Regions from separate parts of the Mus musculus genome. Here region 2 is linked to region 1. The links are chromatin contacts, found by POLR2A ChIA-PET in ENCODE. All regions are on one chromosome and are shown on one strand. Each heading gives the region's core, a stretch centred on a gene start or an enhancer-like site at or near the end of the contact. The rest is flanking DNA. Distances are from core to core; before and after follow the strand shown.

The links. ChIA-PET counts read pairs that join two places held with the same protein, here RNA polymerase II (POLR2A).
Region 2: POLR2A ChIA-PET joins it to region 1 with 11 read pairs in Patski. The contact joins the promoter of Pus3 here to the promoter of Fam118b in region 1. POLR2A ChIA-PET finds 5 or more read pairs at or near these places in 2 of 5 experiments (Patski and embryonic stem cell).

What each region holds. Positions count from the first base shown.
Region 1 is chr9:35,265,673-35,269,599 of GRCm38, reverse strand. It overlaps Fam118b (family with sequence similarity 118, member B), which reads left to right and starts at 1,795. Exons shown (of 8, transcript NM_194257.2): 1 at 1,795-1,877. It overlaps Rpusd4 (RNA pseudouridylate synthase domain containing 4), which reads right to left and starts at 1,719. Exons shown (of 7, transcript NM_028040.2): 1 at 1,522-1,719; 2 at 1,033-1,198. The coding sequence starts at 1,710.
Region 2 is chr9:35,557,206-35,561,125 of GRCm38, reverse strand. Pus3 (pseudouridine synthase 3) reads right to left here and starts at 2,566. Exons shown (of 5, transcript NM_023292.5): 1 at 2,393-2,566; 2 at 1,609-1,823. Ddx25 (DEAD box helicase 25) reads left to right here and starts at 2,656. Exons shown (of 12, transcript NM_013932.4): 1 at 2,656-2,788; 2 at 3,375-3,441; 3 at 3,697-3,744. The coding sequence starts at 2,726. Hyls1 (HYLS1, centriolar and ciliogenesis associated) reads left to right here. Exons shown (of 4, transcript NM_029762.1): 4 at 1-305.

The sequences.
Region 1 (3,927 bases), core at 546-3,045:
GTGATGGCGGTGCATGCCTTTGATCCTAGCACTCCTAAGGCAGAGGCAGTGAGATCTTTATGAGCTCAAAGCCTACAGAGTTAGTTACAGGACAGACAGGGCTATACAAAGCCCCTTCTCAAAACAAAACAAACAAACAAAAAAGATGATGGGCTAAGATCAGACATCCCTGGATTTTACTATTTGTATTCACCATCTGACCTTTCCAGCTTTGTTATCTATAAAATATAAATACCCGAAACAAATTATCCTCAACAACTAGAAACTTAAGCAGAGAATAAATAGTAAGGCAAGAACTCGTTACGAAACCTAGAGGAACTGCCACCAAAGGAGTGATTTATTCCAACTAAAATATTTTTTTTTTTGCTAAAATATTTACTTTCCTCCTGCAGACCTTTGACAAATGTTTTTTTTTTTTTTTTTTTTTTTTCCCTTTCAATTCTGACTCACTTCAGCCGTCCCCCATCAGAACACTCAGCAGCATCAGGACATCTATTAAGTTCCAGTCCCTCTGGGGTTACTGTGTACCGCAACCGTGTGTATTATTTCCTCTTCCCAGCCTTGTCTCTCTACCTCTCTCATTTTGAAATGAAGTTTTGCTGCTGCTGAGACTGATCTGAACATGAACACCGGATCCTCCCCTAGACCTGGGGCGGCAGTCGCACACTGGCTCCCAACTCCTTTTTCGTTGTTGTTTTGTTTTAACCACTTTGATGGAAAATAACAGTTAGCAAGTAACTTTTTGTATTTCTCCGCATCGATTCTTGTGGGTGGCTGTACACAGCCCACAGTGCAGAACTGAGCTTCTGTATCTCTCTGCAATAATTCCTGTGGGAGGCTGCATACAGCTCACTGTCAGGTATCTGCAAGTGGGGACTAGACACTGGTTTGTTACCAGTAGTCACATACATGGGATAATAAGGTTTAATTAACTTGAATTCAAGAGTGTCTCATGAATAAAGCTTCAGGGGTGACCCTAGATGGAAGAGGAAGCAGCAGCAGGTTTCTCTCCTTAGCCCACATGGCTCTTACCATGGACAGGGAGACCATAGGGTTTATTAATGACCACGAGGTCGTTGTCCTGGTGGAGAATCCTTCGGCTCAGTTCCTTAGCAAGCACATTGGGGTGAACTCGCTGCAGCTGCTGTGTGAATCGCACTAGTTCCTGCACTCTCCGCTGAACGGGGTTTGTAGGCACCTAAGGAAAGAGAAAGGTGGAAAAAGCTTAATGAAGGAGTGAAGCGCTGGGAATGGCCTTAAGTGCGATTTAGGTGGAAATCCGTGGAATGACTGTACTGTATAATTTGACTCATGTTTCCTTTGGGACCATACATAGCCATCTGTCTTATCTGCATACCCACGCGGTGGGTCTGGCAGTAGCAAAAGTGCGGTATTCCGACTACCACACAGAATATTCTCAACATTGATGTACTTGCTGTTACAGGACCTGCCTACCACACCCCACACCTAAGAAAGCCGTGAGAGCATCGCTTCTCGGAAGTTGAGTCTCTCTAGACTCACCCGCACTTCCTTTGCCTTTTGCTCTTGTTTCTGGGCTCGGAGCTTCTCTGCCAATCTCTGAGCATTCAGGGGCCTAGAGGAAGTAGCGCTGGAACAAAACGACCAGGAGCCGGGAGTGAACAATCTCCCGGGACGCGAACTCATACTCAAAAGCTGGACACCAGGCGTACGCAAGCAGGGCGCGGCCATCTTGGCGAGGGCGGGGCCGGACAGCGCGGAGAGGAGGAAGGGGGGGGGGGTGGGCCCTGCTGATCACGTGGGCAGGTAGCCTACGGGTCACGTGGGGCGGTGCGCGCTCAGTGCGGCTGCGCCGGCCGGTAGCTGCAGCTGGAGCGGTGGCGTTTGGAGCAGACGCGGTGAGTGTGTGGGGAAGCCAGGCGAGGGCTGGGAAATGCCGGTGCCCCAACGGTTTTCGCATGGCCCGGATCTCCATTCTTGGAGAGCACTGCCCTGGCAAGCGTGTCTCGCTTCGGGGCACGACTCCACGCAGAAACACTTCCCCGCCCCCGCGTCCTTAGAAGTGAAGCTGGCTGCTCCTCAGTCTTTACCGGCACCTGTCTGGTCCCTCTTAGCAACCAGGTCCTCGGCGGGTCCTCAGAGGGACGTGTGGTGTTCTTTCTCGTTTTCTTGCCGCTCGTCCTCCGGAGATCCCCAGATCTCTCATATTCCAACCTCCCGCTTTGCGACTGCCAACCCCTTTGTTTCGCGTTGTTTGTAGCCAGTCCTCCCGAAGATGACGGTTCTTTTCCTTCATCCAGGACCCCCGCCCCATACGTCCTACCTCGAGAGCGCTACGGGTTTATACTGACCTTTCTCTAGAGTTCGTTTCTTGGGGTCTCCTCTTTCTTCCCTTATCTACTCTTCCCAAGGAAAGTAAAGAGCTTTTCCCCCTTTGCCTCCTTTAGTCTTTCCTTCCATAGCTTGAAACCGTCGAACCCTCTCTCTCTCTCTCTCCCTTTCCTACAAGAGACTCCCGAACTGCAAACGACGACTCTCCTATCGCCAAAGGGCAGCTGGGAATATGAACAGCTGTTTTGGAATGGTAATCTCGAAAACACCTTGGGATGCGCATGCCGTTTGCTGGGGAAGCTGATGCTGAAGGGATGTCGTGAGAACTAGTGACTCTTCCCTCAAGATAGCCAGATTGCATTTCAGTTAGAGAATGAATAGTTGAATTAGGCTTGGGTGTTTCTCCCTCCAAAATGAATTAGCAGAAGGAAACCACATGTGAAACAGTTGAACAGGTGAATAGCCTCAGAAGACTAGAAGTTGAAGAATTTAAACTTCATGTGATAGTTGGATCTTTGAAACTTCTTGAGAAATCCCTTGCAAGTGGTATTGTAGAGAGGAATGTGGCAATACAAAGCAGGACAGATCAAAAAGGAAAGTATATCCGGGAAACCAACTAGGCTGCTGTAATGTAGATGATCATTAATGAAGCCCCGTCCCATTCCGCGGTCTTTTCCCCCCTGCTAAGTACTGTCCTTGAAATGTGAATTACCAGCTATACAGTCAAGGTGTGATGTGAATTACTGGAGGACTTCTTTCATCCCCAAACCTGTTAATATAGTAAGCTCACAAATATTTTATGTGGCTGCAGTGATTCTGAGTTAGGTTGGGTTGTTGTTTGCTTTCTGTCTGTCTGTCTGTCTGTCTGTCTTAAAGGTCTCACATTGTAGACCAGACTAGCCTCCAATTCATGGACCTTTTTCTCTGCTTCCCTAGTGCTAGAATAAAAGACTACACCCCCACACACCCAGTCTGTTTATGAACATTTTGAACAGTTATATTTCTGTCAGTTTTTTTTTTTTTTTTGACGTGAAGAACGAAGGTAGAGAATGGTGGGAAGACTTGTCTGTATTTCTGTAATAAGATAAGTGATCTGGATGTAGTTCCATGGGAACAGTTTGGGAAACACTGTTTCTTCTATTAGTGGCTTTGTCCCCTCTCACCAATAAATTCACAAGTAGAACACCTATATAAAATTTGAGAAATTCCACTCTAAAAGAATTATCCTTTCTGATAAGCTCCAGTTCCATGTTCTAATGTCTCTGAACTGCTGAGGATCACGTGTTAGTCACATGAAAGCCCCTTTTCCCAAGACATGAACATCAGGATTTAAAATCACATCATTACATTAATTACACTCCTATATTAGGTATGGAACCTTTATGGTTTGGAAGAATTTCGAGAAAAATATTTATACTTTTACCTTTTTTGCACTGTTCAAGAATTAACATTTGTTTTTACAGAATTGGCCTTCTTTGGCAGGAAAGAAAGAAAAACAAAATGAAACAAAACAACTCAGATGTCATTGTTAGCAACACAAAGCTGTGATCTTAGTTGTAGGCACACTCTATAATGCCTGAAAATAAAGACAACAGTCACTGGGAGGAAAAGGCTTAG
Region 2 (3,920 bases), core at 1,317-3,816, 290 kb before region 1:
TTCTTTATCTCTCCTTCAAATATAATTGCCTTGAAAAGCAGGCAGAACACAGAATAAGGACTTCACTGGTTCTTCCGAGGGTTGTTGGTATGTCACATAGATATAATACACCACTTGAATTTCTAATTCTCAAATACAGCAATTGTGAGGGGGGTGGAAAACTACTGGAATTTGGATTTTGTCAAAGTAAGTGCCATTTTGAAACAACTTGTAAACTGTGGTTTGTTTTTTGGGTTTTGTTTTTTTTTTTTTTTTTTTTTCTTTTTTTAGGATTAAGCTAATCTATTAAAGAATTTTGGAAAATGAGGAGTTTGAACCTTGTTTTAAATACTTCCCAATATAAGAAGACCTTAGATCTAGGCTGTGATTCTCCCTCTGATCCAAAAAAGGTTTTGTTTGTACACAGCCTGACATGAAGACAGATACAAAAATGAACTAGACTGGGCATAGATCTTGAGAGTCCAGTAAGGAGTAGCTAAAAATCCGTTTTCTATTTCAAGCACTAAACTTAGGCCTGAAAGCAGAGTGCTTGTTCAAGAAGGAAAAACACTGAACCATGATCAGCACTGGCAATTACTAGCTGCTAAAACATTTTCTTACCATTTAATGCTATCGATAGAATACATTTACCCAGTTCCACCCATTGCTAGACACATCAAGAAGAAAAATAATCGGGACTCGACTTAGTACACTCACTCCACGAAAGTAAAAACTGCAAACTCAGTGGTGTATCAGAGCCAGAACTATGCCACAAATGCCTGGGAATACATAGTAAGTGGTACAAATATGTTGTAAATCAAACAGCCAGATTTGTCGTACATGTAGAGCACGGGGAATAGTTAAAACTCAAGTCTTAGGTGCAGGATTAAAAGTCTATCAGCTTTTCAAAACATTTGAGTGGGGACTTCAAAGTTCAAATAACAAAAATCAAAAGGTTTTTCAAGTGTTCCAGTTGACTAAGTATCCCTATAAGCATGAATTGGGCTAGGTAAATCCAGTCACCAGGCAGATTATTTTTAAAGTCATGACTCCCAAGACTCTTGGCCCAGTACTGTTTGCTCCAGCACACTAGGTTTATAAGTGAAATTCAGAAGGTTGGCAGATACAGTGTGGGGGTAACCAAATACCCACAAAGGGAATTCCTGGGCGCACCAAGCTTTCACCCTAAAATAGCACGCCCTAAATGTACGAAACTTCTTTAAATGTTTAAATGTATATGGCGAGGGTACACATTTCCTTTGTAATAAAGGGTTTGAGACGCGCTACGACCATTAATCAACTCTGAAAAGAATTGTGTAAAACAAAACCCAAAGTTTCCCGCCACCCCTTCCTTCCATAGCATAATTAATGGGCTTCCACTGTTCATATTTGAGCAATTTTGATGTAGTAGAGGCCCTCTAAACTAGTTACAGACTCTAAGCCCCGCCGATGGGATTTCCTAGCTGCTAGAAGTTCCAGGCACGACACGATATGCGTTGTCCTAAGTCCCATTTCATACACCAAGGCCTTCTTAAACACTTAAATACCAGGGCAGAAGGTAGCAGTTCAGCCTCCATCTGTTCATTCCTCTCTAGAACTCAAAGATGCCCAACTCAGAGTTTAACTCACCTTCCGGTCCTCAGTAGGCGGCCATGCGGCTAGCCGGAAGCTATGGCTTTCCGTCTTCAGTAAGCATGCGCGGCTTCACCAAGCGTGCGCCGACGGTTCTGGGAAATGTAGTTCGGAAGGCACGGTGTGGGCTTTTAGCCGAAGCCCACCGCATGCGCAGGTTTCTGATGCAGCTTCCTCTTTACCGCAAGCCAATACGAGAAATATAGTCTGGTCTAAAATGAGAAAAAAAGATTTTCAAATGCTGGCTATCCTATATGAAAACTAAGAGATTGAAGATCCTGTCCCAACATCGTTTAATTAACAGAAATTTAACCTTGAGAGTCGAAACATTTACTACTAGAATGTAAATGTAAGGGTTAAAGGGAAATGCTTTGACCTGAAAACACTGAAAGATTGCGACAGAACAGGGCCAAGGAATTCTGCTTCAGCACCACGGAGAGATCATGGCTCCAGTTTTGAGTTTCTGCTTTTGACAATTATAGAAATGTTGCCCCAAGTCTTAAAATTCCAGTCAGAAAACTGAAAATCCTGGTTCTTTGGTCCAAACTTAGCATAAGGTTGGACCAAAGAGCTACCCCAGAGCTGTGCAATACATGTCATAGATATAGATAGTGGTGGTCCAGATTGCTTTAAAAGGAGACCCCTCCTTAGAATAAAAATTAAAATATGCGTGTATGTGGGCACATCACAGGTATCCTGGACACATGTCCGCACTTGAGTTCTGTTTTCCTTCTGAACCTCTGGTCAAGCCCATCTCTCCCTCCACTGTGCAACCTCACACCTGGTGATGCCCAAGCGGGGCTGTCGGGAGAGATACCCGCACGAGAGCCTGCAGCGCGGTGTGTGTACCGCCTCCGTGCCCACTTTCTCTCTGCTGTGCGGATGGCCGGCTGGTCAAACGGAAAGCTCGCGGGTGTCCCGCACAGCTGCGCCCCGCACCTCTCTCCCTCCGCCCGCCCCGCGCCGGGCCCGCGCCTGCGCACTGCGCCGCGCCACGGGTGGTCGCGAGGCGGACGCCGGTCCCGGAGCCTGACCATTGGCCACTGAGCCGAGCCGGCGCTGCCCCGCGCGGGGGTGGCAGCACGTGCCAGGGGCGAGAGCGGAGACCGCAGCTATGGCGTCGTTACTTTGGGGAGGCGACGCCGGGGCGGCGGAGAGCGAGCGGCTGAACAGCCACGTAACTGCCGCTGAGCAGGGGAGGGCCCAGGGGCGGGGGCTAGAACAGGGACTCCCGAGGGAAGTCCCCTGGGAAGGGGAGCGCCCGGCCGGCGTTTAGAGCGGGGTGTCAAGTGATGGGGGGTGTCAAGTGATGGGGGGCTGGGCTGGAAAGGCCACAGAAAAGGAGACTCCCAGAAAGGACCGACCTTTGATTTGAAAGGGCAGAGACCCCCTCAGGAAATACAGAGAGAGTGCGCAGCTGCTAGTCCTATCTGTACTGAGTTTTCTCCTATCCTGGTTTTGACCATTTAGCAGGCTTCTCATCTTCATAGCCACCTTCCCCTTGTAGTTGTAAACCACCCATCACCCAGATGCTGCCCATATTCAAACTAAGAGCCCTTATAAAGAGAGACTATGGAAGCCCCCATTCTATTATATGAGAATTCATACAATTACACAGATTCTTATAATGAAATCATTAACCCTTAACATTGCAAAGGAAGCAGTTTGAGGTGGTCTTCCCTCCCCTTGCTGTAGGATAGCGCCATGCTTCTTGCTTGATGTCCTGCTTCCTAACCTTGGTTGAATTTTGTGCCTTTCAATAGTTTTCAAATCTCGTCCATCCCAGGAAGAACCTTCGTGGTATTAGGAGTACCACAGTCCCAAACATAGGTGAGTGTTGTTAGGCTAAAGCAAGACTGGCTTAATTAACACCTTTGCTTTCCCCATGTATCTGCCATGAAATAGCTTTGGCTTCCTTCCTCTCCACTGAAAATCCTCCACCTCCTCAGGCACATCGCTTTACTCTTGCAGGAGATGGCTCTGTTTGCATACACTGTAGCGTCTGTGAGACGTTCTGAGAATGCATTGTATGTTTCCACTCAACATTTTTCTTTATGCTTCTTATTTTCCCTTTTACCCTCATAGACGGCTCTCTTAACACGGAAGATGATGATGATGATGAAGACGATGTAGGTAGGAGACAAGCTCGACTGAATGTACCTATTAGCTCTGCTGCTTGGTTTACCATCGCTTTGACTGTGCTAAAAGGATTAATTTCCTTGGGAAAGCACTATCTTTGTTTTCTTTTTGAATGAATACTATGGGGGGGGAGTACTGAATTAGGAGGGGGGTGCATTCCTTTAGACTAC